4 separate regions of the Homo sapiens genome follow, and regions 2, 3 and 4 are each linked to region 1. A link is a loop called in an ENCODE intact Hi-C map of the cell type or tissue named here. Cell type or tissue: endothelial cell of umbilical vein. All regions are shown on one strand. Links, peaks and the distances in the headings refer to the core of each region. The heading gives the core; the rest is flanking DNA. Region 1 holds the start of LINC01964 (long intergenic non-protein coding RNA 1964). Region 2 overlaps TCF7L1 (transcription factor 7 like 1). Region 3 overlaps TCF7L1 (transcription factor 7 like 1). Region 4 overlaps TCF7L1 (transcription factor 7 like 1).

Evidence for each region. Peaks named below come from ENCODE experiments on the same cell type or tissue, not always from the same donor. Only the 100,000 strongest peaks of a DNase experiment are listed, where the experiment ranks them.
Region 2: it touches region 1 in a loop (9-fold over the local background); 8 of 110 quality-filtered maps call a loop at or near these places.
Region 3: a loop joins it to region 1, with 10 times the contacts of the local background. A loop is called at or near these places in 83 of 110 quality-filtered maps.
Region 4: it touches region 1 in a loop (11-fold over the local background); 89 of 110 quality-filtered maps call a loop at or near these places.

What each region holds. Positions count from the first base shown.
Region 1 is chr2:85,063,395-85,070,977 of GRCh38, reverse strand. It overlaps LINC01964 (long intergenic non-protein coding RNA 1964), which reads left to right and starts at 3,631. Exons shown (of 2, transcript NR_146453.1): 1 at 3,631-6,195; 2 at 6,299-6,868. In endothelial cell of umbilical vein, for the core only: a CTCF peak has its summit at 3,998 (motif pointing left); a DNase peak (open chromatin) is centred at 3,937; H3K4me3 peaks cover 214 bases; H3K27me3 peaks cover 247 bases.
Region 2 is chr2:85,240,014-85,247,596 of GRCh38, reverse strand. All of the region lies in intron 3 of TCF7L1 (transcription factor 7 like 1), which reads right to left. Among named protein-coding and RNA genes, the nearest start is that of TCF7L1-IT1, 57 kb to the right of the region's middle. In endothelial cell of umbilical vein, for the core only: a CTCF peak has its summit at 3,697 (motif pointing right); a DNase peak (open chromatin) is centred at 6,496.
Region 3 is chr2:85,295,912-85,303,233 of GRCh38, reverse strand. TCF7L1 (transcription factor 7 like 1) reads right to left here. Exons shown (of 12, transcript NM_031283.3): 5 at 618-750. Among named protein-coding and RNA genes, the nearest start is that of TGOLN2, 28 kb to the left of the region's middle. In endothelial cell of umbilical vein, for the core only: CTCF peaks have their summits at 2,704 (motif pointing right) and 4,277 (motif pointing right); DNase peaks (open chromatin) are centred at 2,713 and 4,293.
Region 4 is chr2:85,280,909-85,288,491 of GRCh38, reverse strand. It overlaps TCF7L1 (transcription factor 7 like 1), which reads right to left. Exons shown (of 12, transcript NM_031283.3): 4 at 4,914-4,997. Among named protein-coding and RNA genes, the nearest start is that of TGOLN2, 43 kb to the left of the region's middle. RefSeq lists a silencer at 2,799-2,868. In endothelial cell of umbilical vein, for the core only: a CTCF peak has its summit at 2,846 (motif pointing right); a DNase peak (open chromatin) is centred at 2,861.

The DNA of each region.
Region 1 (7,583 bases), core at 1,271-6,270:
ATGCATGTGTTCATAGCAGTGTTATTCACAACAGCCTAAAGGTAAAAACCACCCAAATGTCCCTCAGTGGATGAATGGAGAAACAAATCGAGGGACACACATGCACTGGGATATTCAGCAGGAAAAAGGAATGAAGTACTGATACATGGTACACATGGATGAACCTTGAGAACATGCTAAGTAAAAGAACAGAGGGTCACATATTGTATGATTCCATTTATATGCAATGTACAGAATAGGTAAATCTATAGAAACAAACCAGATTGGTGGTTGTCAGGGGTTGTGGGGAAGAGAGAATGGAGAGTAATCACTGAGTGGGTTTTCTGGAGTGATGAAAATGTTTTAGAAATAGAAGTGGTGGTTGCTCAACATTGTAAATGCACTAAATGCCACTGAATTGTCCACTTTAAAATGGTTAACTTGGCCGGGCACAGTGGCTCGTGGCTCATGCCTGTAATCCCAGCACTTTGAGAGGCCGAGGTGGGTGGATCACCTGAGGCCAGAAGTTCAAGACCAGCCTGGTCAACATGGTGAAACTCAGTCTCTACTAAAAATACAAAAAATTAGCCAGGCGTAGTGGTGCATGCCTGTAGTCCCAGCTACTTGGGAGGCTGAGGCAGGAGAATTGCTTGAACCTGGGAGGCAGAGGTTGCAGTGATCCAAGATCACGCCACTGTACTCCAGCCTGGACAACAGGAGTGAAACTCTGCCTCAAAAAAAATAAATAAATAAAAAATAAAATGGTTACCTTTATATTATGTGAATTTAAACTCAATAAAAATGTAATTGTGTAGTTCTTGGATGATGTAATAGAATTTGGTGGTAAAATAAACTTGATTATAGATGTAAATGTATAAAATAAAATTATAAAACTTTTAGAAGAAAACAGGAAAAAAACATCATGACCTGGTGTTAGGCAAATAATTCTTAGACATGACACCAAAAGCATGATCCATAAAAGAAAAATTGAGTTTCATTAAAATTAAAAACTTCTCTGTGAAAGATGCCATTAAGAAAATGAAAAGCACTGGGCGTGGTGGCTCATGCCTGTAATCTCAGCACTTTGGGAGGCTGAGGCGGGCGGATCACTTGAGGTCAGGAGTTCGAGACCAGCCTGGCCAACACAGTGAAACCTTGTCTCTTCTAAAAATACAAAAATTAGCTGGATGTGGTGGCACATACATGTAGTCCCAGCTACTTGGGAAGTTGAGGCATGAGAATCCCTTGAACCCAGGAGGCAGAGGCTGCAGTGAGCTGAGATTCCACCACTGCACTCCAGCCTGGGCAACAGAGTGAGACCCAGTTTAAAAAAAAAAAAAAAGAGAGACTGGGAGCGGTGGCTCACGCCTGTAATCCCAGCACTTTGGGAGGCCGAGGCGGGCGGATCACGAGGTCAGGAGATTGAGACCATCCTGGCTAACACGGTGAAAACCCCTTCTTTAGTAAAAATACAAAAAATTAGCTGGGCGTGGTGGCACGCGCCTGTAGTCCCAACTACTCGGGAGGCTGAGGCAGAATTGCTTAAACCCGGGAGGCAGAGGTTGCAGTGAGTTGAGATCTTGCCACTGCACACCAGCCTGGGCAACAGAGAGAGACTCCATCTAAAAAAAAAAAAAGAAAAAGAAAAAAAGAAAGAAAGAAAGAAAATGAAAAGCTAAGCCACAGACTGGGAAAAATTATTTGCACAGTATATATGTGATAAGGACTTGTATCCAGAATATATAAAGAATTCAACCCTGACTGGTCACAGTGGCTCATACCTGTAATCCCAGTACTTCAGGAGTCTGAGGCAGGAGGATCACTTGAGTCCAGGAGTTTGAGACCAGCCTGGGCAACATAGTGAGACCTTGTTCATACAAAAAATGAACAAAATTAGGCCAGGCGCAGTGGCTCATGCCTGTAATCCCAGCACTTTGGGAGGCCAAGGCAGGTGGATAATTTGAGGCATCAAAGTTTTTAGCTGACTTGCTATGCTTCACGGCAGCAATACCAAATGATCCCCCGCAATGCTGTGAGCCCTAGGATTTATTTTCCTTTTTATGGTAGGAGGCCTAACCGGCACTGTACTAGCCAACTCATCATTAGACATTGTGTTATATGACAGATACTATGTTGTAGCCCACTTCCACTACGTCTTATTAATAGGAGCCATATTCACTATTATAGGGGGCTTTAGGAGTTCAAGACCAGCCTGGCAAACATGATGTAACCCTGTCTCTACTAAAAATACACAAAAAATTAGCCAGGCGTGGTGGTGCGCGCCTGTAGTCCCAGCTATTCAGGAGGCTGAGGTATGAGAATCGCTTGAACCTGGGAGAAGGAGGTTGCAGTGAGCTGAGATCGCCCCACTGCACTCCAGCCTGGGCGACAGAGCGAGACAGTGGTGTGTGCCTATAGTCCCATCTACTTGGGAGGCTGAGGTGGAAGGATATCTCCAGGCTGGGATGTCAAGGCTGCAGTGAGCTGAGTTCGTGCCACTGCACTCCAGTCTGGGCAACAGAGCGAGACCTTGTCTCAAGGGAAATAAAAAAAGAAATCAATTCAGTAACAAGGTAAACTGCCAACCCAATTAAAATATGTACAAAATAGACATTTCACCAAAGAGGATATACAAATAACTATAAGCACATGAAAGATGCTCAATATAGTCAATTTGGAAAAGCAAATTTAATCCACATTGAGAACCACTACACACCCATTCAAACTGCTATAATGAAAAGAACTGTTGAGATTAGGCCAACTACCAAGAATCTCTATTTCATATACATTTGGGAACTGAGGAAATGCCCACTGCTCAATGGACATATTCTGAGCTGGAGTTTAGCCAGAACTCCATTTATACCTAGTCGCTATATGCTCTTATTCCGTTTTTTTGTTTTTTGTTTTTTGTTTTTAGAGACAGCTTCTTGCTCTGTGGCCCAGGCTGGGCTGGAGTACCCTGACATGATCATAGGTCACTGCAGCCTTGAACTCCTGGGTTTAAGTGGTCCTCCCGCCTCGCCTCCTGAGTAGCTGGAACTGCGGGCGTGCACCACCACACCTGGCTAATTTTAAAATTTTTTGTAGAGATAGGTTCTTCCTATACTGCCCGGGCTGGTCTCCAACTCCTGGCCTCAAGTGATCCTCCCCTCTTAATCTCTCAAAGTGCTGAGATTATAGGTATGCGCCACTGTGCCCAGCCTGTATGTGCCTAATTCTAACAGGGGCCATGATTACACTTGGGATCTAAGGTTATTCATATCTACTATAAGTCTGTGTCTAATTGTCCTCAAGATGTTTAGTATTTTTTTTCCCCAGTGCTCAATTACCCAAGTAAATAGTCTTAGGTCCCTTTGAGGGAAGGCCTGAAGGAGTCATTACATGTTCAATTGCCACGTGTCGCAGGATTCTTCCTGCTGGAGTTGCAGGCGCTGCTTCAATCAGTGGGTTCTGGGTTCAAAAACTGACCCAGTGTAGAAACTGGGCAAAGGAGAGCGACTTTTTATTGGAGCAACTATCCTCAGCTTCATCATCACCCATCCTTGATTTCTTTTGATGGTTCAATTTGAATAGCACTCTGTTGGCTAATGCAAGTATTTCGCCGTTTGTTTATACCAAGTTCTATTAACCATCTCCAGAAGTGTCTTCTGAACTGACCGTTAGCGCCACTCCCACCGTGCTGCTCGCTACGATAATCGCGCCACCACTTGTCCTCCGTAGCTCTGGAGTCCTGGCCTGCCGGTTGCTAACTGGGCCACTTTACAGAGGCAGAAGCAAGCTCAGGGAGGGTAAACAGGAAGGGTAACTAATTTTCCTGGGATTACACAGTCGGTAAATAATGGAGGCAGCATCGACCCCAGGCAGTCTGGCCCCAGACACCACACTTTTACCCAATTCCCACAGCTGCCTGGAAAATAAATAGAAATCAAATAGATGTTAACAAGGACCTTTGGGAGTTGTCCGGCGTTTGGGCAACGGATTGCTTTTCTGTTTCATGTTAGTCCACCGCCCTCACGTGGCCCCGTCCTGAACTTCACCCTTGTTTGGTCCCAAACTGTAAAGACCCTCACGGTGCTGGGAAACACAGCCCTGCTGGCCTCGGACTGCAGGACAGAATCCTTACCCCTCCTGGGCCTCCGTTGTGTTCTTTCCAAAATGGGATAATGGTAGCAGGTTAATGGAAATAATTAAATAAAATAGTCCATCTAAATTCCTGGATCGAACGAAGGGTCCAATAAACATTAGCTGTGCTGTTGTAGTGCTCAGTGCCTCTCTCTCAAAAGCGGGTGGCAACAGACACCCTCACACCTTCGCTGTAATGAGAGCTCTGCAAAGCCAACTGCAAATATTAGGAATCAGTGTCCTCACGAGGCCAACCCCTTTCCAAGGCTGCTTGGAAAATGCTTTGCTAGACTAGCTTGGATCTTGCTGGCTTGACTCAGATCACAGTTGAGCAAATGTGCAGAAGAGGAAGAGATGAGGGAAGGCCTGGCTCAGTGTGCTCAGAGCTTCGATTTTGAGACTGTTCGGGAGGAAAAGTTCCTCACCAGACAGTGCTCTGCTACTCTTAAAGCTAGAAGGACAGAAAGATTTCTCCACAGTTGGGGTCATGGAAATGTGTATTTTCTCCAAACCTTTTTTTCACTGAACCAGTTGTTGGAGCCTTCCATTTGAGACCTTGTGATGCCTTCATGGACATTATTTCTGCTCATCCACACAGCCAGCAGGGACTTGTGCAGCAGGAGGGGCAGGCTCAGAGTTAAGCAGCTGCTCCAACGTCACACGGCTAGCCTGGGCCTGATCTGGAGCTTGTCCCAGATCTGGAGCTTCCCAGGTTTGGACCTGGGTCACTAGAGCAGAGCCTCCTTGCCTCTTCGTGGATATGGAGCCAATTCACTGTGGCCGATCACCAGCCTCACAGACTAAGGGGGCAGCCCTGCCCCTGCCTACGCCCCTACCACTGCTGAAGCCATCTCCTTGCCGACAAACACAAGCAGAAACTTCTCAGGATCTGCTGCCTCTTGTTCCAAGGATTAGGCGAGCTTCTGTCTTGAGGACAGAAGAGGCAGCTGGAAGATCAGGGTTGTGGTTGAAGAAGGCCTAGGTAAGGTGCCATGACTCAAATGTCCCTAATGGGTGAGGGCTTTCAACTTTTGGAAACTGCAGGGGCAATTTTGGAGACAATGTTTAACTATAGTGTAAAGACTGCCAGTTTAATTTCTAATCCTGAAGAAATGTATATGTGGTCACAGGCTAATATTTCTAAAAGTCATCGAGTGACTTTACGTGTCCTAGCCCCATATTTCCCCAAAGATGACTGTCTAAATGCCCCTAAGAGAGGCTTTGGAGTTCCTTGACTTCTCTGAATTGTTGTAGTAAAGATAAGGCAGAAATTTTGAAGAGATCAGAAAGAAAAACTTTAGAACAAATCTCGTCTTTTCTAGAACTGTCTTCATTTTAATTTACTGTCATATCAGATAACCTGCCAGATGGCTTTTACTGTGTCTGAATTGAGTCAGACCAGCTGGGATGGGATCCTGCCTCCAGCAGTGGTGGGCCCCAGGAACATTTATTTCATCTCAGCATCAAGCATTCCCAAAGCAGCAGGGGCTAACGGGGCCGTAGAGATTACCCCTGCAGCTGTGGGGCTGGCCAGCCACACTTCCATAGATTTGTCTGTAGGGAGACATTGAGCCACATGGATTTGGACAGGTTGTTACATACGCAGACAGCAAAAGCTAAATCAGCATGACATGTCGCTCCTTGTGTCCCTCGTCCCACAGGAGGACACAAGGCTGGAAGGTTGGGACACCAGATGGCATGGACAGTGGGTTGCCCTGCTGTGCAGCAGCCAGCTCTCAACTGCAACCGAGCACTCTACAGACTTAGCAGGCACCTGCAGACGTAACTTGTGGGAGTGGGGAGAGAGGAGGAAAGCGCTGCGCTCAACAGAAACTAGGAAGATCGATGAGAAATGGCCTTGCAGCAGTTCCAAAAGGGTGGGGAGGCAGGTGAGACCACTCACGGCAGCGATGCACAGGGCCACTTAACGCCCCTTGCTCCATGAGGAGTTGCAGGGTGTTCCACCAAGACGCAGGTCAGGTTGCCGTCGAGCCCGGTGGAGATGTGCAGGGTTGCTGGGCACCTGGCAGAGCTGGTCCCTGACACGCACTTTTATCATCAGTAAAATGGGGATGTTAAGAATACCTACCGCAGGTATGTTTGACTTTTTTTTTTTTTTTGAGATAAACTTTACATAAAATTCACCATTTTAACCATTTCGAAGTGTACAAATTAGTGGCTTTTCATATCTTCACAGAGTTATGCAACCGTCGCCATTATCTAATTCGAGAACCTCTTCAACACTCCAGAAAGAAACCCAGTGCACACGAGCTGCCACTCCCCACTCTCTCCTTGCCCAACCCCTGGCAACCACTAATCCACTTTCTGTGTCCATGGATTTGCCTGTTCTGGGAATTTCATTTAAATGGAATCATATACTCTGTGGCGTTTTGCGACTGACTTTTTTCACTTACCATGTTTGCAAAGTTCATCCAAGTTGCAGCATGCGTCAGTACATCATTCTTTTTTATGGCCGCATAATAGTCCATTGTGTAGATCATGTTTGTTTAACCTTTCATCAGTGAATGGACATTTGGGTTGTTTCCTCTTTTCAGTTATTATGAATGATGCTGTTCTGAGCATGAATGTAGGAGGTTTTGTGTGAACATATGTTTTCAATTCTCTTGGATATACCTGGGAGTGGAATTGCTGGGTCACATGGTAATTCTATGTTTAATGTTTTGAGGAACTGCCAAATTGTTTTCCACAGGGACTGAGTATTTTATATTGGTATGCACTTTTGAAATAATAAAAAACACTCTTAACAGAGTCTGGCCCACACCATTCATTCTTTTATCCCATAAATATTTATGGAGCACTTACCGTGTGCCATGCCTTATAGACATGGAGATACAAGGGTGACTAATGGACAGCCCTGCCCTCAGGAAGCTGGCATCTATGTGTGTGTGTATGTAGGGGTGTGTGTGTGTGTGTGTGTGTGCACATAATGTGTATATGGGGTAGGGAGGATGTCAGATGGTGATAAGAGTTATGGAGAAACAGTCCAGGTGCAGTGTCTTACGCCTGTAATCCCAGCACTTTGAGAAGCTGAGGTGGGTGGATCACCTGAGGTCAGGAGTTCGAGACCAGCCTGGCCAACATGGTGAAACCCTGTCTCTACTAAAAATACAAAAATTAGTTGGGTGTGGTGGTGGGTGCCTGTAATTCCAGCTACTTGGGAGGCTGAGGCAGGAGAATAGCTGGAACCCTGGAGGTGGGGCTGGGGTGTACCGGGTGGGCCTGGGATCCCTGTTTTCATTTGGGTAGTCAGAGAAGGCCTCACCGACAAAGAGAAGGAGGCAAGGAAATATGGATCTTCCAAGAAAAGGGGACTGCAAAGGCAAAAGTCCCAGAGCTGTGGCATGCCCGAGGGACAGCAAGGTGGTCAGTGAGGCTTGGGGGAGGGAATAGAGTAGCAGGGGATGAACCCCAAAAAGGAATAAGAGCCACAGCCTGTGGGAGCCAGGGGCTGTGGTGAGGAC
Region 2 (7,583 bases), core at 1,657-6,656, 180 kb before region 1:
GAGACTGGATTTTCTGTGAATCCTAAAATAGTGCTAGCAGAAAAAAGTCCATTTGTTTAAGTTTTGCAAGTTAAAGACAAGTATCTGAATTGATTTGATGCAAAGGTTCTCAAAACATTCACCTTGGGGCAGGAAAAACAAAAGGTCTCATTGGAAGAGATTCCTTCTTATAAGGGATTGGAATTTACGGACTAGGGTCTAACTTAGCTGTTGCTTTCTGGCCTCCTACACTTGTATTTACTGTTTAAAGTAAAATGTGAAAATTATATCAGTCTTTAAGAAGATAAACCTTCTGAAATAGGATGCATATGAGTGAATGTGTTTGTATAAGAGGGAGAGGTTAATAATAGCGGTCATGGTGATATTAATAACAATAAAAGGTAGTGTGCTAATTTGGATATTGTATCCTGGTAAGCTGTGTTCACTTCACCAGTTTCTCTAAGAAAATGGATTCTGTTGAACTGCTCACTAGCATGGTGTACTTGCTCAAGCACCTGCAAAAAGACAGAGGGGGCTTCTTGTAGGGATGCAAACCCAGTGGGGCAAACAAACAGAGCCTGGTAACAGCACAATCAATCAACTGTTTCAGTTATGAAGGAAAGAGCTGCTAAAACCTCCCACTCCAGTGGAATGTACCTCACTGAAAGCTCTTGGCACTCACTCTTTACAGAGAATGGTGGGTAGCCAGGACCTATGGTGACATCAGGCACAGAGCAATTCTCCTGTCCTACAAGTGGACAAGAGGGAAGGAGGGTGGTGGTCAAAACCATCATGGGGGTACATGTATCAGATAATGACTAGACTGCATGATTTCATGAGATAAGAAAAAAATATCTTGAGAGAAATGCTTGAGAGTCCTTAGGATTGCAATTCTGCTGAGCACTTGGCTCATCTGTTATTAATAAATGCTGGTGGCAATATCCATGAGTACACTTGTCAGAGGGGCTGCTTCCTCCCCCACCGAGCAACGGCCAGATGGAGAAGTCAGGAGACCTGCGTGGAGAGCCTCGCCTTGCCAGGGGCAAATCCATCACCTCAATAAGCCTCAACTCACTGTCTATTAAATAGGAGTGATTATACCAGCTGCACTTAATTCTTAGAACTATTTTGAGGATGAAATGAGATAATGGATGTGAGTCGTTAAGTATGTCAATCTGGGAATATGTGGGTGGAGCTGTGTGGGAGGTGAGCTCCCTTCTGCTCTGTCATGAAAGGCATGTGACACTCTTCATAGTACTTCCCTCTCCCAGGCCCCCAAATAAGCTTGCCTGTCAATTTTGACACATTTAGAATTCATTAAGTAATTAAATCCATTTTGATCTAATTGAGTTTTCCTTTGAGGGCAGTTTAAGATTCCACTAAGCCTGTGAAGCTTATGAGTAATTGCAAGTGGAAACTACACCCAACTGTGTTGAGATGTCCATCCTCGATTTTTTCCCAATGCATGATTTCACTTGCCGGGATGGCACTGTTACATCTGGAGATCAGAACCAAGCCAACCACCACCACTAGCAGAAGCAATAAATAACACCATTGCATTGAGTCAGCACTGTGGACAGTCCTGTCCTAAACCACATTCATGGGGGACACCTGACTGCCATTCACTTGGAGATCTTTCTGGGCAAAGGAGAGCTGGTCAGTCACCGGGTGACCAAAACCGGCACTGCACTGCCCAAGAAGGACATGGCCATCCTTTAACTGTTTCCATCTGACAAACTGCTGTTGGTCTATGGGCAACTGTTGGTCTGTTTTTTTTTTTTTTTAATTAATTAATTTTTTTTTGAGATGGAGTCTCGCTCTGTTGCCCAGGCCGGAATGCAGTGGTGCGATCTCGGCTCACTGCCAGCTCCTCCTCCCAGGTTCATGCCATTCTCCTGCCTCAGCCTCCCGAGTAGCTGGGACTACAAGCGCCCACCACCATGCCCAGCTCATTTTTTGTATTTTTTTTAGTAGAGACGGGGTTTCACCGTGTTAGCCAGGATGGTCTCGATCTCCTGACCTCGTGATCTGCCCGCCTCGGCCTCCCAAAGTGCTGGGATTACAGATGTGAGCCACCGTGCCTGGCCCGGTCTGTTTTAAAGAGGCCCCTGGCTCTGACCTTGTAGCTCAAAGATGAGCCACATGGTTCCAGGTCCCCATCTGGGACTTCTGGTTGCACTGTGCCAGTGGGAAGCCTTGTCAGCCAACCTACCCCATCTTAGAGGGAAGAGGGACTGGTGACTGATGCCCAGTGAAGAGGCTTGCCTTCGGCCCTCCATCCAAGAAGGGAACCCCCTATGGCCCACTATCCTAAGCAAGTGCTGAGCCATAGTCAGCTTCACCCCATTCTCTATGGGAGCCTGACACCAAACCATTGATTACACCAATCTTCTCAGATAAGGCAGTCCAGCTTAGGTTCCAAGTCTGGAGACTTTTTCCTGAGTCTCCTAGGGGGCCAGACGTGCCTGGGATTTTGAAGAGCCTCCTCTCCCTGGTATCTGTCTTGATACCAGATTCTATTCTGGAATCTGTCCTGCTAGCGGGCAGAGTGCCAAGTCTATATTTTGAGGACAGCAAAGACCTGCATTTGCTAAACCTAATGGTTGTTTCTCAGCCCTCATCTCACTCGACCTTCAGCAGCAGCCCCTCTTCCTTCGTACACTCCCCTCCTTGGCTGCAGGAATGCGGCGCCCACCAGGTCTCCTCCTACCTCTCTGGCTGCTCCTTCTCAGTCTCCTTTGCCAGTTCTTGCTCTTCTCTCCAGTGTGCAAAAGCTGTAGTGCCCACGGCTCAGCCCTTGACCTCTTTTTTTCTCAGCTTCAGTCTCAGGGATCTCCTCCAGTCTCATGGCTTGAAGTACCATCAACATGCTGATGACTAAAGTCTCTGTCTCTAACCTAGACCTCATCCCTGACTTCTAGACCCAATTACCCCACCTATCACTCTCCCCACTGGATGTCCAAAAAGTATCTCCAATACAACATGTCCCAAACAGAGCTCCTAATTATTTCCTCCCAAACCTGCCCCTCCCACAGTCTTCTCCATTTCTGTCAATGACACTTTCTTCTTTCCCACTGCCCAGGAGACATTCCTAACTCTTCTTCCTCTTGCTCCCCACATTTGTTCCATCAGCAAATCCTGTCACTCCTCCTTCAAAATGGGTCCAGAATCTGAGAACTTTCCCCATTTCTACTGCCACCATCCAGGCCCCACTGGCCCAACAACTTGTCTCTGATTTTCTACCCTTGACCCCTTCGGTCTATGATTATATCATGGCAGCCATGGCGCTACGTTAAAACAAAGGTTGGATCACGTCACCTTTCTGCTCAAGACCCCTCTCTACTCCCCATCTCAGTCAAAAGGCTTCATCATGGGCTGCATGCCCCTGTGACCAGCCCCCTGTCCCCTTTCTGACTGTGCCTCCTTCAGTGCTGCCCCCCAGCCTTGCCCACTCTGCTCCAGCCACTCTGTTCTGCCCGCTCCTGGAACCTACCAAGCGCCATCCCCTTTGCACCTGCTGTTCCCTCTGCCTGGCGTGCTCTTCCCCCGTGTATGTGTCTATAGAGTTTGTCACCTCCCTGTGAGGCCTTCAATAAATATTGAATAAATGAATGAACAAGCAAACTGAAGGCTTTACCCTGAACCCTCCCTGGCAGGCCGGGATCCCACAGTTTGCCTGTTCGTTCTTTCCCTGTGGCTGGATCCTGAACTCCGCCCACCACATCTCCCACCCCCAGGGGGTGCTGTTCACAATGTGGTCCGTGGCTAGCAGGGCAGCTCCCAACGTCAACTCTGCAGGGAGCCGTGTGAAGTCACAATATGAATACCCGGCCCTTTCTAAGGTGCCTGGCACGTAGTGGATGGCTCAGCGTATATCTCCTGAACGAAGTTTCACCTCTCACCCTGAGCCAGAATCCTGCCCACTCAGAACCCAAGACCCATGCCTGGGGCTGCCTCTGGCCAGGAAGCTCTCTCTCCTCAGCCCATCCCCAGCCTTCTCCTCCTGGCCCAGCTCCCCCTTCCCTTGCTGAGTTTCTAGCACCTCTTATGCTGTTCACACCCAGACAATTCCGAAAACACTGGATCCCCTGTGAATGGTGTGGAAATGCAACTTCCCCACGTGGAGTCGCTGGGCATGTTCCCCTTCCCTTCCCCTCGAACCCTGCACAGAGGGGGCCATTATGTCACACAAGGCCACTTCACGAGTAAGGGACAAAACAGCCCTTTTGAAACTCAAAACAAAGCTTAAGAGCCGCACCTGAGTTACTAAAGCTTCCACTCAGCCTCACCCATTCCTAGCAATAAGCTGCAGCAGCCGGATCTGCTCCCACCTCTGGGTGACGGCTGGGAACACCAGGCTGTTACCTTTCATCAAAAACACAAAGGGACAGCAAGGGACCTCAGGCATGTAATGGCGCCGAGGAGTAGCCATAACATGTTATTACAGAATTAGTTCTTTCGAAACTGCGTGCCAACTGATTATTAATAAACTGCAAAAATGAGTTAAGGGCGGAATAATTGGGGCTGAATGCCTACCAATCCTGCACATGTTAACCAAGACATATGAGGTTCAACTAGAAGCCAATTGAACAGTTACTTATTGTTAACTACTATGTGCCAAGATGTCGGTGCGTCGAGATCTTTAAGACTTGCTGGAGGCCCCACTGCCAGAGGTGTGTAATCTAAATGGGGAAAGGAAAGGAAAACATGCCCTTTCATTCAATAGTTTTTAAAACAGTACAGTGTACTAGGAAAGGCTGAGGTAAAACATCTGCTTCAATAGGGAGGCAGAGAAAAGGGGATATAGAGGCCCTGGGGAGATTTCTTGAAGGAGACAGAAAACTGGAGATCTGCAAAGAGAAGAAACAGGAGGAAGCAACACATCCCGTGTGGAAGGGGAGAAAGTGGGTGCTGTGAGCAGGAGTGACAAAGTCTTCAGGAAGACTGAGCCTGGGGACAAGGCTGGCCTCAACATTTGCCTTCTATACAGGGTGTGCACAAACCTCAATGCCAAGCCCCATTCAAGGAAAAGGAGGAAGGCTGCAGATGGACCTCACTGACTCTCCCTACAGCAGAAGCGGGCACAGCCGGGTGCAGCGTCTAGGTCAGGAGAGGTGGTGTTTGCATTCATGCTGTCATAACGGCTGTGGTCAGGCTTGGATGAGGACGTCAAGCTGACAAAACCTCAAGGTGATGGAGGACCATTCCTTCCATTATTTGAGCCATCCCAGAAAGAAGGGAGGTAATTCTTAAGCGCGACATGTTCACAAATGGAAAAGTGTGGATTTGGCCTGGATGTTGGCATTTTACTTGGGCCGGGGCTTTATGTGACGTGGGTTCTATGTTGGCAGCCCAGAGGCAGCCAAGTGACCCAGGGAAGCCAGCAACCATAGGGTTTCCAGCCTCATGGTATCAATGGAAGAATTATGAGATCACAAATGTCAGAGCCCCTGGGGCCTTGTAGGTAAATGCTTGGTTTGATTTTAAGTGATCCAGATAATAGAAGAAGTTCTCACTGGCTTCTTTAAGATGGTCCCTTAGACTTACAGATGTTTTTAGGTTCTCATGATTCAAAAATCTATTCTTGCCCCCCCGCACCACCGCCCCCCTCCGCCCAAAAAAAAAGCAAGCAAGCAAAGAGAAACCTGAAAGGAATATTTACCAAAAAGCAAACTATTCCTGGACTCACGGAGTTATCCAGGTCCTAAGGAAATACAAATAGAGTCCAACAGACAGTTTAGTTAAAATACTAAAAATAAACAGTGGCTGTATTTAATTTCTTTTTTTAAGTTTCTAAGGAAGTCAATAAAATAAAAATATATCTGGGGCCTGAATTATCATGCATGAACAAGGACTGCTTGAAAGTGTACCCAGGTTGGGCCCGATGGCTCATGCCTATAATCCCAGCACTTTAGGAGGCCAAGGTGGGCAGATCACCTGAGGTCAGGAGTTCGAGACCAACCTGACCAACATGGTGAAACCCTGTCTCTACTAAAAATATAAAATTAGCTGGGCATGGTGGCGGGCACCTGTAATCCTAGCTGTCAGGAGGCTAAGGCAGGAGAATCGCTTGAACCCGGGAGGCAGAGGTTGCAGTGAGCCAAGATGGTGCCATTGCATTCACCTAAGCAACAAGAGTGAAACTCCATCTCAAAAAAAAAAAAAAAAAAAAAAAAAAAACAAAAACAAAGTGCATCCAGTCCTCTGGATCAAAGAGTGCAAAGAGGCTCTTCCCTGCTGTTCCCCTGCTCCCATCCTCTAGACTCAATGAGTCAGTCAACAAACTTCTACTGTGCACCACCATGTAGAAGGCACTGAGGACAGGGCATTTCAAGAGTCAAATGAGGAAAATACTCGTGTGCCAACTTCTGTTCCCACACTGAGAAAGAAAGAGAGCAAAAACTGCTGAGCTCCAAAAGACATGCTGTGTAAAAAATGTTGAAAAGGAAGACAAACCCTTTAAAAGGGTGACCTTGGGCGGGCCCTTCCCAATTGAGTTAAATGTCACTAACTCTGAGAACTTGTACTTTCTGATTTCCTGATTTTGCAGAATCTAAAGCTAGCATAATGAATTTAAACCCTCCAGCTTCCTTCCTTTCTCCATTTCCTTAAAAACAAAAACAAAAGGCACAGATTTAATATTTCCATTAAAATAAAACTTAACAAAAAGCATCACATACTTTTACTATTACCATAGTTTAGGAAAGAAACACATTTTTCTCTCTTTTGGCTGCAAGACTATTTTTTCAAATTTCAGCAGGCACAAAATTCTGCCCCTTGGTGACTTAATCTGTAAGTACAAGCACTATTTCAGGCAACTGATTTTTTTTTTTTTTTTTTTGAGGCAAGAGTCTTGCTCTGTTGCCCAGGCTGGAGTGCACTGGTGTGATCTTGGCTCACTGCAACCTCTGCCGCCTGGGTTCAAGCGATTCTCCTGCCTCAGAGTAGCTGGGATTACAGGCACTCGCCACCATGTCCAGCTAATTTTTTTTTTTTTTTTGTATTTTTAGTAGAGATGGGGTTTGGCCATGTTGGCCAGCCTGGTCTTAAACTCCTGACCTCAGGCGATCCACCCACCTTGGCCTCCCAAAGTGCTGGGATTACAGGTGTGAGCCACCATGCCCAGCCAATGGTTTTATCATCTGTGTGTTTCTCAGTTATCTCCTTCACCTCTAACACGGGAACTGTTAGAAACAGGAGGGAAGTTCCCATATCAGCCCTTTGACTCCTCTCCGGTTTGCCATCCACACCCTCTGCGATGACAGCCTGAGGTTTAAAACATCCTTCATCTCCACAGCAGTCCCCCGGCTTCCTCTGTGTTCACAACAGCCTTGTGAGAGAGGGAGGTGCAGGGACATAATCATCTCCATTGTGCAGAGGAGGAAAGGGAGGCTCCCAGAGCTGCTCTGTGCAACGTGGTCCATGCAGTGCAGTGGCCACTTGCCACATGTGGCTATGGAGCCCTGGAAATGGCATGCAGGCCACAGGAAACACACACGGAACACTCAGTACGAGAAAAGAACATCCAACGTCTCAGTAATCAGTCTTTAAATTGATTACATGTTGAAATGCTAATACTGTTGATGAATTGGGTTACATAAGAT
Region 3 (7,322 bases), core at 135-5,134, 230 kb before region 1:
AGAAACCCATCTCTACTAAAAATACAAAAATTAGCTGGGCAAGGGCATGGTGGCATGCGCCTGTGGTCCCAGCAACTCGGGAGGCTGAGGGAGGAGGACTGCTTGAGCCCGGGAGGTCAAGGCTGCAGTGAGCTGAGATCACACTACTGCACTCCAGCTTGGGCGACACAGCAAGACTGTCTTAAATAAATAAATAAATAAAAGCCAGTTTGGCCTCACTGCTTTACGGTTGCACTTCTGTGTCTGCTTAGACTGATGAATCTATTTAAAAATGTTCAGTTTAGGGCAAACATGTCTTGGTGTAGGGAAGCACGGCCCACAGCTGGGCTAGACTTGGGCAGAGCCACCCCACACACTGCCTATGGAGCCAGGCCCTGTGCTTTACTGCATTTAATTCCTGTGGGCCTTATCGTGACCCTATGGTGGAGAAGGTACAGGGGAGGCACAGATGAAAAAAAAAATGACAAGGCTAAAGTTAGCAGACAAGGTCCAAAGACTCCTGAGACAAAGAGCCATGATTTGAACCCAGGTCAGCCTGATTCAAGGGCTGTTATGTTCCCACAAAAGAGAAGCCCGCCTGCCCTGCAGCAGCACTGCCTGAGTGGCAGACGACTTACCTGTCTTTGGATCGATCTCTGGGGAGAGGTGGGTGGGAGGGGAGCCGGGGGAGAAGTGGTCATTGCTGTAGGTGATGAGGGGAGTCAGCGGATGCATGTGATGCGGGTGCTGAACGACAGGAACTTTATTAGACTGAAAGAGACAAAAAAGACCAGGAATGGTTGCCAAGGAGATGGAGAGTATGACCAGCTGTTATTTATGGAATCAAGTAAGTGCCAGGTATTTTCCAGGCAACATCCCATTCAGTCCTCAAAACAGTCCCTGAGAGATGACAGCAGTGGACACAGCAGAGCAGCAGGACTTGAGAAGGGATCACACCCACCCTCCATCGCTCCCCTCACGTGCACTGTGTGTGGGAAACAGTACAGGCTTCTGGGGAATGATCTGCGCTGTGTCATCTCAAACACTACAGGCTGCTGAGGGATGATCTGCGCTGTGTCATCTCATTGAATCTAAAAAGGTTTTTTTTTTGTTTTGTTTTGTTTTTTGAGATGGAGTCTTGCTCTGTCACCCAGGCTGGAGTGCAGTAGCATGATCTCGGCTCACTGCAGCCTCTGCCTCCCGGATTCCAGCAATTCTCCTGTCTCAGCCTCTGGAGTAGCTGGGATTACAGGCGTCTGCCATCACGCCTGGCTAATTTTTTTGTATTTTTAGTACAGATAGGGTTTCACCATGTGGGCCAGGCTGGTCTTGAACTCCTGACCTCAGGTGATCCACCCGCCTCGGCCTCCCAAGGTGCTGGGATTACAGGTGTGAACCACTGCGCCCGGCCCTGAAAAGGTTTAACACACATTTTTCAAATAAACTTCATAGAAACAGTTGCTCTCAGGTTCAAGTCTGGGACTGGGAACAGGGCAGGGGGAGAGTTGCCCCCATTAGACCTCATACTACCAAGTCTCATATTCAGGCTTTACAGACACAACCCTAAAGCACTTGAAACACTTCTCTCTGTAACACTTTACTCTGCTGACCTCACTACCACATTCTGTGTAAAACACCACCAAATGGAAGGAGCACCATTATTTTATAAAGCTATTGAGAAAAACGCTGGCACGCCACAGACACATCTTCAGAGATGTTAACATGGGAAAAACCTGTGCGTTCTACAATTGGTAAACAGAATTAACTTTTTAATTGTTTAAACCTAATCTGACTTATCCATAAGGCTTTTTATTTTAAAAACATCTACAGGTCACTGAACCCTGCATTACAAACACAGCACCAGGCATAATTTCTACTCCTTATAACCTAGAAAAGAAGCTGTGATTACCCCCATTCCAGAGATGAGGGAACAGCCCAGAAAGATTACATGACTTAGCCTGGGACACGGTTAGTAAGTGGCAGAGCTGGGATTCATATCAGCTGTTTATGGCTCTAATAAACAAGAATGTTTTCTCTTGTACAACCTGTCTCTCCCAGAACCTTCTCAAAACGTAAAACTTATCTGTCACAGAGAAAGGACAGAAATTATGTTTTTTGATAATAAGATAAGTGAGTTACAAGTGGAGAAGAGATTTCTTTTTAAAAGAGATTTGTGGCCGGGCACGATGACTCATGCCTGTAATCCCAGCATTTTGGGAGGCCAAGGCGGGCAGAACACCTGAAGTCAGGAGTTCGAGACTAGCCTGGCCGACATGGTGAAACCCTGTCTCTACTAAAAATACAAAAATTAGCCGGGCATGGTGGCGTGTGCCTATAGTCCCAGCTACCCAGGAGGCTGAGGCAGGAGAATTGCTGGAACCCAGGAGGCAGAGGCTGCAGTGAGCCGAGATCGTGCCACTGCACTCCAGCCTGGGTGACAGAGCAAGATTCCATTTCAAAAAAAAAAAAAAGAGATTTGTAAAAAAGATGATTTGGAGGTAACCCAAGGGCTACAACTCCAAATGGCTATATTCCTCTTTGAATTTTTCATTTCGTAGATTCCATGAGACCTTTCTTTCCTTTCATGTGGTGCCTATTTGGTACTCATAATGCAAACTCCAATCCATAGATTTCCTGGGTATCCTTGAGCTCACCACAGCCTTGTTCCTTTTCAGTGTGCCAAGCAGAGAGGAGAGGCGGAGAATTAAACCGTTTATAACCATGACCACCAGGTGGCGCCAGCACACAGCTGGGCCCTGCTGGTGGCTGGTGGGCTCACTGGATGTTGCATCATGAATTTAAAAAGTACTGTCTTCTTACTGTTTTCACCTGTCCAATTACTCGTTTTTGAAGATATCTCCATATACATGAACATACAACACAAAAATATTAAAAATTATTGTAAGATCAGATTTCCAGGAAGCCAATGCATCTTAATGATAGTTTCTGGAAACAGCTTTGTCTAAAGGGTGACTTTTAGTAAAATAAATCCAATAGAATTATTACCAGCGTGAAAATACATAATCACAATTAAAAAATACATAAACTCTGTAATTTAAAAAAAGGCTAAATAGAAGCACACCAAAAATGTAAACAAGTTATATTTGAGTGGTGAAACTATGGGTAACTTTGTCTTTATTGTCTCTCTTTCCATATTTTCCAACTTTACTTTCACCATGATCTACTACTTAAAAAAATATACTATGAATAACACAAACTTTCTAAGAAAGAAATGCAAACTATATCATAATTGTATCACAAAGCATTTAGACAACATAACTGCACCATCCTAACCCTGTCGCTATGGTCATTTTGGCATATCTCCTTTCATTAAGCCTTTCTGGGCATCAGTGTGTGTGTGTGTGTGTGTGTGTGTGTGTGTGTGTGTGTGTGTTTGAGACAAGGTCTCGCTCTGTTGCCCAGGCTGGAGTGCAGTGGTGCAATCTCGGTTCACTGCAGCCTCTACCTCCCAGGCTCAAGCAATCCTCCCACCTCAGCCTCCCAAGTAGCTGGGACTACAGATGCGCACTGCCACACCTCGCTAATATTTTGTAGAGACGCGGTTTCACCATGTTGCCCAGGCTGTTCTCGAACTCCTGCGCTCAAGCAATCCATCCACCTTGGTCTCCTAAAATGCTGGGATTACAGGTGTGAGCCACTGTGCCGGGCTCAGTGGCTCAAAATAAAATTTTATTCTATTTTGAGACAGAGTCTTGCTCTGTCACCCAGGCTGGAGTGCAAGTGGTGTGATCTCGGTTCACTGCAACCTCTGCCTCCTGGGTTCAAGCGATTCTCCTGCCTCAACCTCCCAAGTAGCTGGGATTACAGGCACCCACCACCATGTCCGGCTAATTTTTTTGTATTTTTAGTAGAGATGGGGTTTCACCATGTTGGCCAGGCTGGTTTTGAACTCCTGACATCAGGCGATCCCCCTGCCTCAGCCTCCCAAAGTGCTGGGATTACAGGTGTGAGCCACCACGCCCAGCCTCTGCATCAGTTTTAAATTTACATTTATTTACATCATTTATAGCTGTCTTAAAAACTGGTGATAGTATTAGCAAATCCTGATTGCTCATGTGCTGTATTTGGCCTGGGGAGAAACCAGCAAACAGGACTCAATGGGTAACAGAATTAAGTATTAGGTTGGTGCAAAAGTAATTGTGGTTTTGGCCATACTTTTAATGGCAAAACCACAATTACTTTTGCACCAACCTAATACAAAGTAGGGAAATTTTTATTTGAAGATCTATGTATAGTTGTCGAAATGCTGTGTGAGTTCTTACCGTTTCCCACTAGGTGGCATCATTGTCCAGAAAATGAACCGGGAGGGAAGGCGGTAAGTAGATAGTGGCCTCCTAGAAGGAAGGTTCTCCTTGCAGGCTTCTGTCCCAATAAAAGTTCCTGCTCATTACTCTCCTCAGCTGCCCCCAGGGGCAGGATGTTCACAGCATATACCCAAACCGAGGACTAGGAATGTAGGGAACCACCGCACACCCCTCTGTGGATAACCCCAACAGGGACAAAACACACAAGCGTGGGCATGGGTGTGCATGGCCAGGAAGCTGAATCCAGATGCATCCAAAGAGCCCCTGAGAGCCACCTCAGACCTAAATCCTTCAGGCAAGCGCTGCAAGCCAGCTCTTTCTAGCTCAGGTGTTTCCCGTCTATTTCAGTCTGTTTCTAGAGTTGGTACAAGACAAAGGTCTTTAAACTCTGGTCTCCCTAGGAAGCCATGTGTCCTCTCTCACATGCTTTTTTTTTTTTTTTTTTTTTGAGACAGAGTCTTGCTCTGTCACCAGGCTGGAGTGCAGTCTCGACTCACTGCAACCTCCGCCTCCCAGGTTCAAGCAATTCTCTGGCCTCAGCCTCCCGAGTAGCTGGGACTACGTGCACCCGCCACCATGCCCAGCTAATTTTTGTATTTTTAGTAGAGACGGGGTTTCACCATGTTGGCCAGGATGGTCTCGATCTCTCGACCTCGTGATCTGCCCACCTCAACCTCCCAAAGTGCTGGGATACAGGCGTGAGCCACCGCGCCCGGCCTGCACTTTTTTTTTTTTTTTGAGATGGAGTCTCACTCTGTCACCCAGGCTGGAGTGCAGTGGCATGATCTCGGTAAAAATATAAAAATTAGCCAGGCGTGGTGGCACATGCCTATAATCCCAGCTACTCGGGAGGCTGAGGCAGGAGAATCGCTTGAACCTGGGAGGTGGAGGTTTCAGTGAGCCGAGATCGCACCACTGCACTCCATCCTGAGCGACAGAGGGAGACTCTGTCTCAAACAAAAATAAAATAAAATAAAAAATATTAGATAAATAAGTTTATTAAAATATTTTAATACAGTGTTAAAATGCTAAGAAGAAAAACTAAGAGAAAGTAGAAAAGAAATATAGAGGGGGTGAGCAGGTTAAACAGGATGTTTCCCAGGATGACCAGGGAAGGTGTCAATGAGAAAATGACTTTTTTTTGGAGACACAGTCTCACTGTGTCCCCCCAGGCTGGAGTGTAGTGGTGTGACCTCAGCTCACTGCAGCTTCTGCCTCCTGGGCTCACGGGATCTTCCCACCATGCCGGGCTAACTTTTGTATTTTTTGTAGAGATGGGGGTTTGCCATGTTACCCAGGCTGGTCTTGAGCTCCTGGACTAAGCAATCTGCCTGTCTGGGCCCCACAAAATGCTGGGATTACAGGTGTGAGGCACTGCGCCTGGCCTGAGAGCATGACTTTCACATTTTGAAAGAAGTGGGGAGCTGGACACGTTGATTGTGGGGAAGGACATTTTGGCCAAAGAAACACTAGTGTAGTATGCCTGGCATAGCACGTGTGAGGACCCACGGCAGGCCAGTGGGCTGCAGCAGAGAGGAGAATGAGGGTCTGTACGGATGGGTCAACAAATACTTTCTGAGCTCCTGAAAGTGGTGTGCTGCAGGCTACGAAAAATGTGAAGGTAAGTCAAGAGTCTCTGCAGGGCAATAGGAGAGAGAAAAGACTCTGGGACCTGGAATGTGCTTTCAGGTCCTTCTGAGCAATGGTATGTTTCTGAGGTCTTTGCAAGTAGGACAGGATTTGTCATTCTTGGGATAAGCCTTTCCTTACCCAAACTCTTCTTTTCCCACTGTTTGCTGGCATTAAGGGTGGCAAAAGACAGCCCTAAGGTTACCTTTATTTTTGTTCCTTTGGCATTTGCCTTTTTTTCTCTTCTGCATGGGTGCTTGAAGGAAAACATTTCTAAACCCTTGCAATTTGAACTGTTTTTAGGATATGTCTAGGTGAATGTCAATTTTCATTGAGTTTTATAGAATTCAAAGGAGCTCTTTCAATCCATAAATTCAAGTTTTTGTTTTTAGAGCCCATTTTAACTTTCTTAATTGCCTCTTTTCCTTCAGTTTGGTCTCTTCTTTAGAAACACTATTTGTAGAATGGTTTTTAATTTTTTTTCTCTGTATCTATCAGCGACTTTCTCATCACAGTTACAAATGGCACAAATGTGACTTGCCACAATGTCAACTCCAGTCTATACAAAGACGAATGGGCTGGGAGACATGAGTAAGAATTTCAAAGACGCTGAAGCTCAACAGCAGAAATGAACAGAAGGAACGATGCAGGTGGAAAACCATCACTGCCTGCTAAAACTAGTGGGTGAAAAATTGATGAGAAATAGGGCATTGGCATAGCCTTGGAGCCTCTCCCTACAAAACACTTATTAATTACAAAGGGAAAAATTGTTACCCTAGGGTGGAAACGTTTGTCAGATACCACCTAATCCAAACAGTTGATGCTAACATCACTAATACTGGGACAAAGGCAGACTGTAGGGCTACCTCCTGAAATGAGGTAACGAGGATGCAACTTTAGTGCAGTGACATTCTGGCCAAAAATGCACAATCTGAATCTAACCATGACGAAACATCAGACAAACCCAAACTAAGGGACATTCTACAAAACAGCTGGCCTGTACTTCTCAAAAAATGTGAAGGTCAAGAAAGACAAAGACAGGCTAAGGACCTCTGCTGGATTCGAGGGAACTAAAGAGACATGAGGGCTACATGTAATCCATGATGCCAGGTGGAACCTGGGACCAGGAGAAACACATGGGCTATCATGGACATTATTGGGACACGGCCAAAAGTTCAATCTATATTGTGAGTAAGATAATGACATGAAAAGTTAATGTTACTGGCTGGGTATGATGGCTCAAGCCTATGGTCCCAGCATTTTGGGAGGCCGAGGCAGGTGGATCATTTGAGGTCAGGAGTTTGAGACCAGCCTGGCCAACATGGCGAAATCCTGTGTCAACTAAAAATACAAAAATTAGCTGGGCGTGGTGGTGGGCACCTGTAATCC
Region 4 (7,583 bases), core at 793-5,792, 220 kb before region 1:
AAAAGCCGGTGTCCAAACCTCTGTGACTCCCTCCGAAAAACCTTCAAGTTCTGCTCACACGTCTAGCCTGGAGAGCCGCATGGAGTAAACTGGGATGTCTCTAGGTCCTCCTTCCACTCCGCCTCTGGTTTGTGATTTGCAATTACAACAATGATCCTCGACTCTGGCTGCCCCTTGGAATCTCCTGGGGAGCTTAAAAACTAAGATACCAGCCGCACCCCAGACCAATTAAATCATATCCTTGGGGGATTAGATGCTAAATTCTATAGGCTCATTATCTCTGTTACCTCTGCAATCTGTCCATTTGTTCTGGCACCTAATTCAGGCCCTCATTACCTCTTAGTTTTGCTAATTAAACAGTATTTTCGTTGTTCTTTCCCTCTCATTTAATAATAGTAGAGGTAGCGGTAGTGGTGGTGGTGACGCTGGGAGTAGTAAGCTAATAGTTATTGAGGACTTATTTTGTGGTAGAGGCACAATTCTAGACTCATTACAATACACTGGCTCATTTTCGCACAACGACTCTATGAAGTCAGTCTCTTCTAATCCCCATTTAATAGATGAGGAAACCAAGGCAAAGAGAGATGAGGTAATTTGCTTGGAGCTGCATAAATAGAAAGAGGTGGATCTGGGATTGCAACCAAGTGTATTATACAGCCTCCCACTCATATACCCTCCTCCCCGGGTGTCTCAGGTTTTGCTCCTGCACGTACACACCTCTCGTTGGAATGAGATGCTCTGCCTCAAAAACTGAGAATGATGGTCTTCTCCCCATCTGTTGAATTCCCAGTTAAGATTTTCTCCCATAAATGTTCCTTAAGTTTTTGAGGCCTGTGTCTGCTTTGCTATATTATAATATAGACTACGGTAATATAAAATTTACTAGAAAACTATCCATGTTGCTATCTATAATGCCATGTGTGGCAACGGTTCATGCTTCTCTGCCCTTAGACAAAATAAGGGACCCCTGCTCCACCACAATGCTGAGTTATTATTTGCAGAGCACACATCTGCAATGGTTAGATGTTTGTTTGGCAGTTGGAACTACGGGTGTAGAACTTTCTTGAGAGTTCTACAGCTCTCTTGATGGGATTTTATATATTTTTTCTGTCACAAACATTGAGAGGAATAAGTGATGATGAAGAGTTGATTTATTTGAATAAAAGTCTAGAAAGAAAATGGAAGCTTCAAAAAGACAAACAACTGATTATGTGTATTAATACAGTATCTTGGAGTCAATGATAAGATTTACAGGAAGCAGAGAGTAGTCAGGCCTTGGCTGTCGGCTGTGTTGCAAAAAAGCAGGAAAATGAGTGGAGTTAGTTATTCGATGGTGACTGAAGCGCTAAGCCGGGCTGCAGTGGAGTGGCAGAATAAAGGAGGTGACAGAGGTGTGGGAAGTCAGGCGGTAAACAATAAAAAAGAAACAGGACGGTGCTCACAGGAACAGGAAGGCTGAACACAGGGTTTTTCTTTCATTTCTCAGAGGATTGCTCTGTGCAAAAGGAAGAATGGGAAACTCAGAGTACACGTGTTAGTTTTGTTTTTTTGTTCACGACAGGGTCTCACTCTGTCACCCAGGCTAGAGTGCAGTGGCACAATCATGGCTCACTGCAGCTCCGAACTCCCAGCTCAGCCTCCTGAGTAAATGGGACTATAGGTGTGAATGACTGCATCTGGCTAATTTTAAAAATTTTGGCCAGGCGCAGTGGCTCACGCCTGTAATCCCAGCACTTTGGGAGGCCGAGGAGGGTGGATCACCTGAGGTTGGGAGTTTGAGACCAGTCTGACCAACGTGGAGAAACCCTGTCTCTATTAAAAATACAAAGGTAGCCGGGCATAGTGGCACATGCCTGTAATCCCAGCTACTTGGAAGGCTGAGGCAGGAGAATCGCTTGAACCCAGGAGGCAGAGGTTGTGGTGAGCCAAGATCGCGCCATTGCACTCCAGCCTGAGCAACAAGAGCAAAACTCCGTCTTTTTTGTAGAGATCTCACCATGTTGCCCAGACTGGTCTCAAACTCCTGGCCTCAAGCAATCCTCCCTCCTTGGCCTCCCAAAGTGTTGAGATTAAAGGCATGAGCCACCATACCTGGCCACTATATGTTAGTTTTTTTTTTTGTTTGTTTGTTTTTTGAGTCACAGAGTCTTGCTCTGTTGCCCAGGCTGGAGTGCAGTGGTGCAATCTCAGCTCACTGCAACTTCCACCTCCTGGGTTCAAGCAATTCTCCTGCCTCAGCCTCACAAATAGCTGGGATTACAGGCGCGTACCACCACGCCGATTTTTTTTTTTTTTTTTTTGAGATGGAGTTTTGCTCTTGCTGCCCAGGCTGGGGTTCAATGGCACAATCTCGGCTCACTGCAACCTCTGCCTCCCGGGTTCAGGCGATTCTCCTGCCTCAGCCTCCTGAGTAGTTGAGATTACAGGTATGCGCCACCATGCCTGGCTAATTTTGTATTTTTAGTAGAGACAGGATTTCTCCACATTGGTCAGGCTGGTCTCGAACTCTCGACCTGAGGTTATCTGCCTGCCTCAGCTTCCCAAAGTGCTGGGATTACAGGCGTGAGCCACCACGCCCGGCCTCATGTGTTAGTTTTTAAAGGGAAATAACATTCTTGAAAAGTAGATGGAGATGCGACAATATGCAGAGAGAAACTAAGACAGAGGACCCAGCCATCTCAGGTCTTCAGGAGTGGGCTGGCAGACGGCACAGGAGAGGTAGAGGAAGGCACAGATCTGAAACAGAGATGGCTGCACTGGGGGGAGGTGCAGGGCACGAGCCAGGTCTAGGGTGGGCAGATGTGGTCCGCACATCCTCCACCAGGGCTGACTGGCACCACTAGAGGGCACCCGCGCCTCGTGCTTGGCTATCCCAAGTGGGACTCTGGGCCAAAGCCACTACCCTGGCTTATGCCTGAGGTGTGGAGTGCTTGTTCAACAGCAGCTTGTGCCTTGGCGACTGGCTGCAGAACCTGCTGCCTTTCCCGGATGGCTGGTCCCGCACTCACGGTTCCTTCCACTGTCATCCTTGCCTGACTCCCTGGTGATGGCTGTGACAATCACCTGAGAGCTGCATGTGGCATCCCACTGTAGATCCCACTGTAAACTCCCAAGGGCTCCACAGGAGCAGGTCTCCTGATTACTGGAAATCATACAGGCTCCCTGCACCCTTATTTATTTAGCTTTCTGCACATATCTTCTTTCTCTTCTGCTAGACTCTAAGCTTTTAATGAATAAGAATTATCAGTTTTTTTTTTTTGAGACAGAGTCTCGCTCTGTCACCCAGGCTGGAGTGCAGTGGCGCGATCTCGGCTCACTATCAGCTCCGCCTCCGGGGTTCACACCATTCTCCTGCCTCAGCCTCCCTAGTAGCTGGGACTACAGGCGCCCGCCACCACGCCTGGCTAATTTTTTGTATTTTTAGTAGAGACGGTGTTTCACCGTGTTAGCCAGGATGGTATCGATCTCCTGACCTCGTGATCCGCCCACCTCGGCCTCCCAAAGTGCTGGGATTACAGGCGTGAGCCACTGCGCCCAGCTATCAGTATCTCTTAAAATGTCCTATGAGATGAAGTAATGTCTGGGATTCACTTTAAATCCCCTATGTAGCAGGAGGGAAATTCTGGGTGAAGGGAACATGGGGATTCATTATGTAATTCTCTCTACTTTGATACATCTTTAAAATTTTCTGTAATTAAACTTTAATAAACATCATAGAAGCCCAACGCCTAATACCTAGTACAGGGCAGTAACAGTGAAGTCCTATGTCTGCTCGTCTGTAAAATGCATAGGTCATGCAGGATGAGGGTCCCTTCTAACCGCATTCCCTGATTCTGAGGCTCACTGTACAGTCGGCGAGCACCAGTTAGCTTGTGGGGTGAGTGCATCTTAAGGCAAGTGTTGACCCAAGCACCCAGGAAAAGCCCAGGAAAGTAGGATATCTGGTTCTGTTCCAGGAGCATCTCTTATCAGCTTTGGGTTTCAGTCCTTTGCATGTCCTGAGGAGGCCAGAGGTACTGCTTGGATCCACTGCTCCTGTCTCCCAGGATTGTCCAGACCCTCCTTTCCAGCTGGTATTGCCACAGGGCCTGGCAGAAGAGGCTCGGCTGCCCTGAGGAGCATTTGTTTGCATACGTCCTATTGAATTCTTTCCTATAACATCCTGTACAGAAGAGCCTCTTCGGCCGGGCGCGGTGGCTCATGCCTGTAATCTCAGCACTTTGGGAGGCCAAGGCTGGCGGATCACGAGGTCAGGAGATCGAGACCATCCTGGCTAACACAGTGAAACACCGTCTCTACTAAAAATACCAAAAATTAGCCAGGCGTGGTGGCACATGCCTGTAGTCCCAGCTACTTGGGAGGCTGAGGCAGGAGAATCGCTTGAACCTGGGAGGCAGAGGTTGCAGTGAGCCAAGATTGTGCCACTGCACTCCAGCCTGGGCAAAAGAGCGAGACTCCGTCTCAAAAAACAAACAAAAACAAAAACAAAAACAAAAACAGAAGAGCCTCTTCAACTATTGCCTGGCAGCTATGAGGGAGAAGAGGAGGCAATTCTGGGTAAGCCTCAACAGGACAGAGAAGCCACCCTTGCCCACGTGAAGTGGGCAGCGGGTTCAGATGGCAGCCGGGAAGGATCGCAGGCAGGCTTCTGTGATGAACCAGGGTGAGCAGCCAGGGCCATGGGGGTTGGGGGACGGCTATTCCAATTACAAAACATCTGAGGCGGTGTGGTGTGTGTGTTGAGGTCACAACCCAATTGTTAGCCCCAAGCACTCAGCTCTTCCTCACTGTACTCACACATTTGAGGAAACACTGTTGGACCCCATCTGCTTCAGCGTGATGGCAGAAGGCAGTGGCATGGGATGAGGCCACTAATAGTGGCCCTTTGGTGCTTTAAGGTGAAACAGACTTACCAAGTGTGCTGGAGATGGTGACCTCGTGTCCTTGACTGTGGCGCTGGAGGGGACATCGAGGAGGGGCCATTTCATCTGCAGGTACTGCACAGGGAACAGAAAAGAAAAAGCTGTTGGTGAGATGAGGCCTCACAAGTACTCAAAGTTTGCTGGGCTCTGCTGTTAGGGCACCGGGGCAGGCCATTGGGGTGGCCTGCATTTTCATGCCACATGCCCTGTACTGGGTCAATTTCCAAACGATTATAACAGGAGCGAGCATATATTTACAATCACTACCAGCCTCACCACGCCCTATGTCATTTTGGGGGGGGGGACACGAATGACAACTAAGCTGAACTTTAAGTGGTGGAGAGAACCGATCCATTCCAGCACAACCAATCAACATATTCAAAGAACCTACTAGTGAGGCTCAAGTCCCCTCCCTATGCTGTAGTCATGGACACGCAGGGCTGACCAAGGAGGCAGAGGCTCCCAGATGGCCATCCTGCCCCATCCATTTCCATCACTTACGACATCCACACACAATGCTCCCTACGAAACAGCCATCCAGAAGTATCTGGGAATGAATGAATAAAAGCCATCTGCCTGACACAGAGTCATGGGCAACATCTACCCCAACTCAAGGATGCTGAGCTTTCCTTCATTATAGCGTCTCTCAACCCTGAAAAAGATTACCCAGCACCCCATTCTTTCTCATGTCAGTGCAAAAAACCCAAACCAAACAGTACTTCCCCAACACACACACACACACACACACACACACACACACACACACACACACACAATCTCTCTCTCTCTCTGGCATGGCACAGTCCTTGCCAAGAGCCTAGAAAGAATGAGTTGAGTGGAGCAGCAGTCAGGAGCACTGGGAAGGGCCCTTCTGGGCTCCGGAGCCCTGCATTCATGGGTTCAGGCTCTTACTCTGCCAACATAGGCTGTGTGACCCTGAATGAGTGATTAACAACTCTGAGTCCCAGTTTCAGCATCTGTAAGGCAAGGTTATTATCACTCACGGTACAGGTTGTTCGGACTAGGGACGGTGTCACATATTGAACACAGTGCCTCGCACATGGGAGACATTTGATAAATGACGCCTATTATTTCCATAAGCAAACCATTAGTCTTTGCCAGGAGCAAAAGCACACATGTTGTCTTAGTGTCAACGCTGACAGGTTGCTTCTGGGCAACAGACCCGCAAGCAGCCTCTTTGCAGAATTCTTGAGACTCCTTTGAGAATGAAAGCTGTAACGGAAAGTGGTGGCCCCAGGAAGTTTCACAGAAAGAAGTCTTTGGCTGGGTGCAGTGGCTCATGCCTGTAATCCCAGCACTTTGGGAGGCCAAGGTGGATGGATCACTTGAGGTCAGGAGTTCAAGACCAGCCTGGCCAACATGGTGAAACTTCGTCTCTACTAAAAAAACAAAAAATAGCTGGGTGTGGTGGCGCAGGACTATAGTCCCAGCTACTCGGGAGGCTGAGGCAGGAGAATCGCTTGAGTCTGGGAGGTGGAGGTTGCAGTGAGCCAAGATCGTGCCATGGCACTACAGCCTGGACGACAGAGTGAGACTTTATCTCAAAAAAGAAAAAAAAAGAAGCCTTTGAATCATCCCTCACTCTGGTCATGTAATATCAGGAAAAATCAATCACAATCTGGCTCTGCTGTGTACAGGAGCAGGAGGGCGATGGGAAGAGCCCCAGAAGGCCCCTTTGCTCTTCATTCACCATAAGTCTTGACCAAGATGGCAGGGACTGACTGGGCTTTCAAAAAGGTGTCCATGGGCAGGAACAACAACTTAAGGTCACACGTGCCACAGGCCAGACTAGCACATGGGATGGGCCAAGCAGGCCTGGCGCGGGAGACCTGGTGGGAAGTGGGAACGAAGCCCTATGAATTAGGACAGTCTTTTCACTTTGCGACCTCTGTACCCCCACCCCTCAGCCCTCAAATGGGGTGTCACCTCTGTCCCTGTCCTCTGCTGACCCTATCTTCTTCCTCCCTTCCCACCACCACCCATCCCTTGCCCTACCCAGAGCCCACACACCCGACATGAATTAACTGGGATTTCAATGCCTGTGGCAAGTTAAAAGCACTGGGCAAATATTGGTATCAATAGTTAAAACTCATTTTCACTGTGAATAACATTTGTGCTACATTTGCACTTGTCAAAGCATTTTCACACACAAAACCCAGTGTAATCTGCACATCAACCCTGCAATGACAAGTAGGGGTGACTATCCCAAATTTTAAAAGGAGCTAGGCCGGGCGCAGTGGCTATGCCTGTAATCCCAGCACTTTGGGAGGCCAAGGTGGGCAAATCATTCGAGGTCAAGAGTTCAAGACCAGCCTGGCCAACATGGTGAAACCCCGTCTCTTACTAAAAATACAAAAATTAGCTGGGCATGGTGGCGTGTGCCTGTAGTCCCACCTTCTTGGGAGGCTGAGGCAGAAGAATCACTTGAACCCAGGAGGCGGAGGTTGCAGTGAACCGAGATCACACCACTGCACTCCAGCCTGGGTGACAGAGTGAGACCTTGTCTCAAAAAAAAAAAAAAAAAAAAAGGAGCTAATGGACATAAACAAAGGCTAAACGCTTCCCCAACTTCATACAAGACAGCTGGAGCTGGAGCCTAGGTCTCTGGACTTCAAATCCCACACCTTGCACAAGACCAAG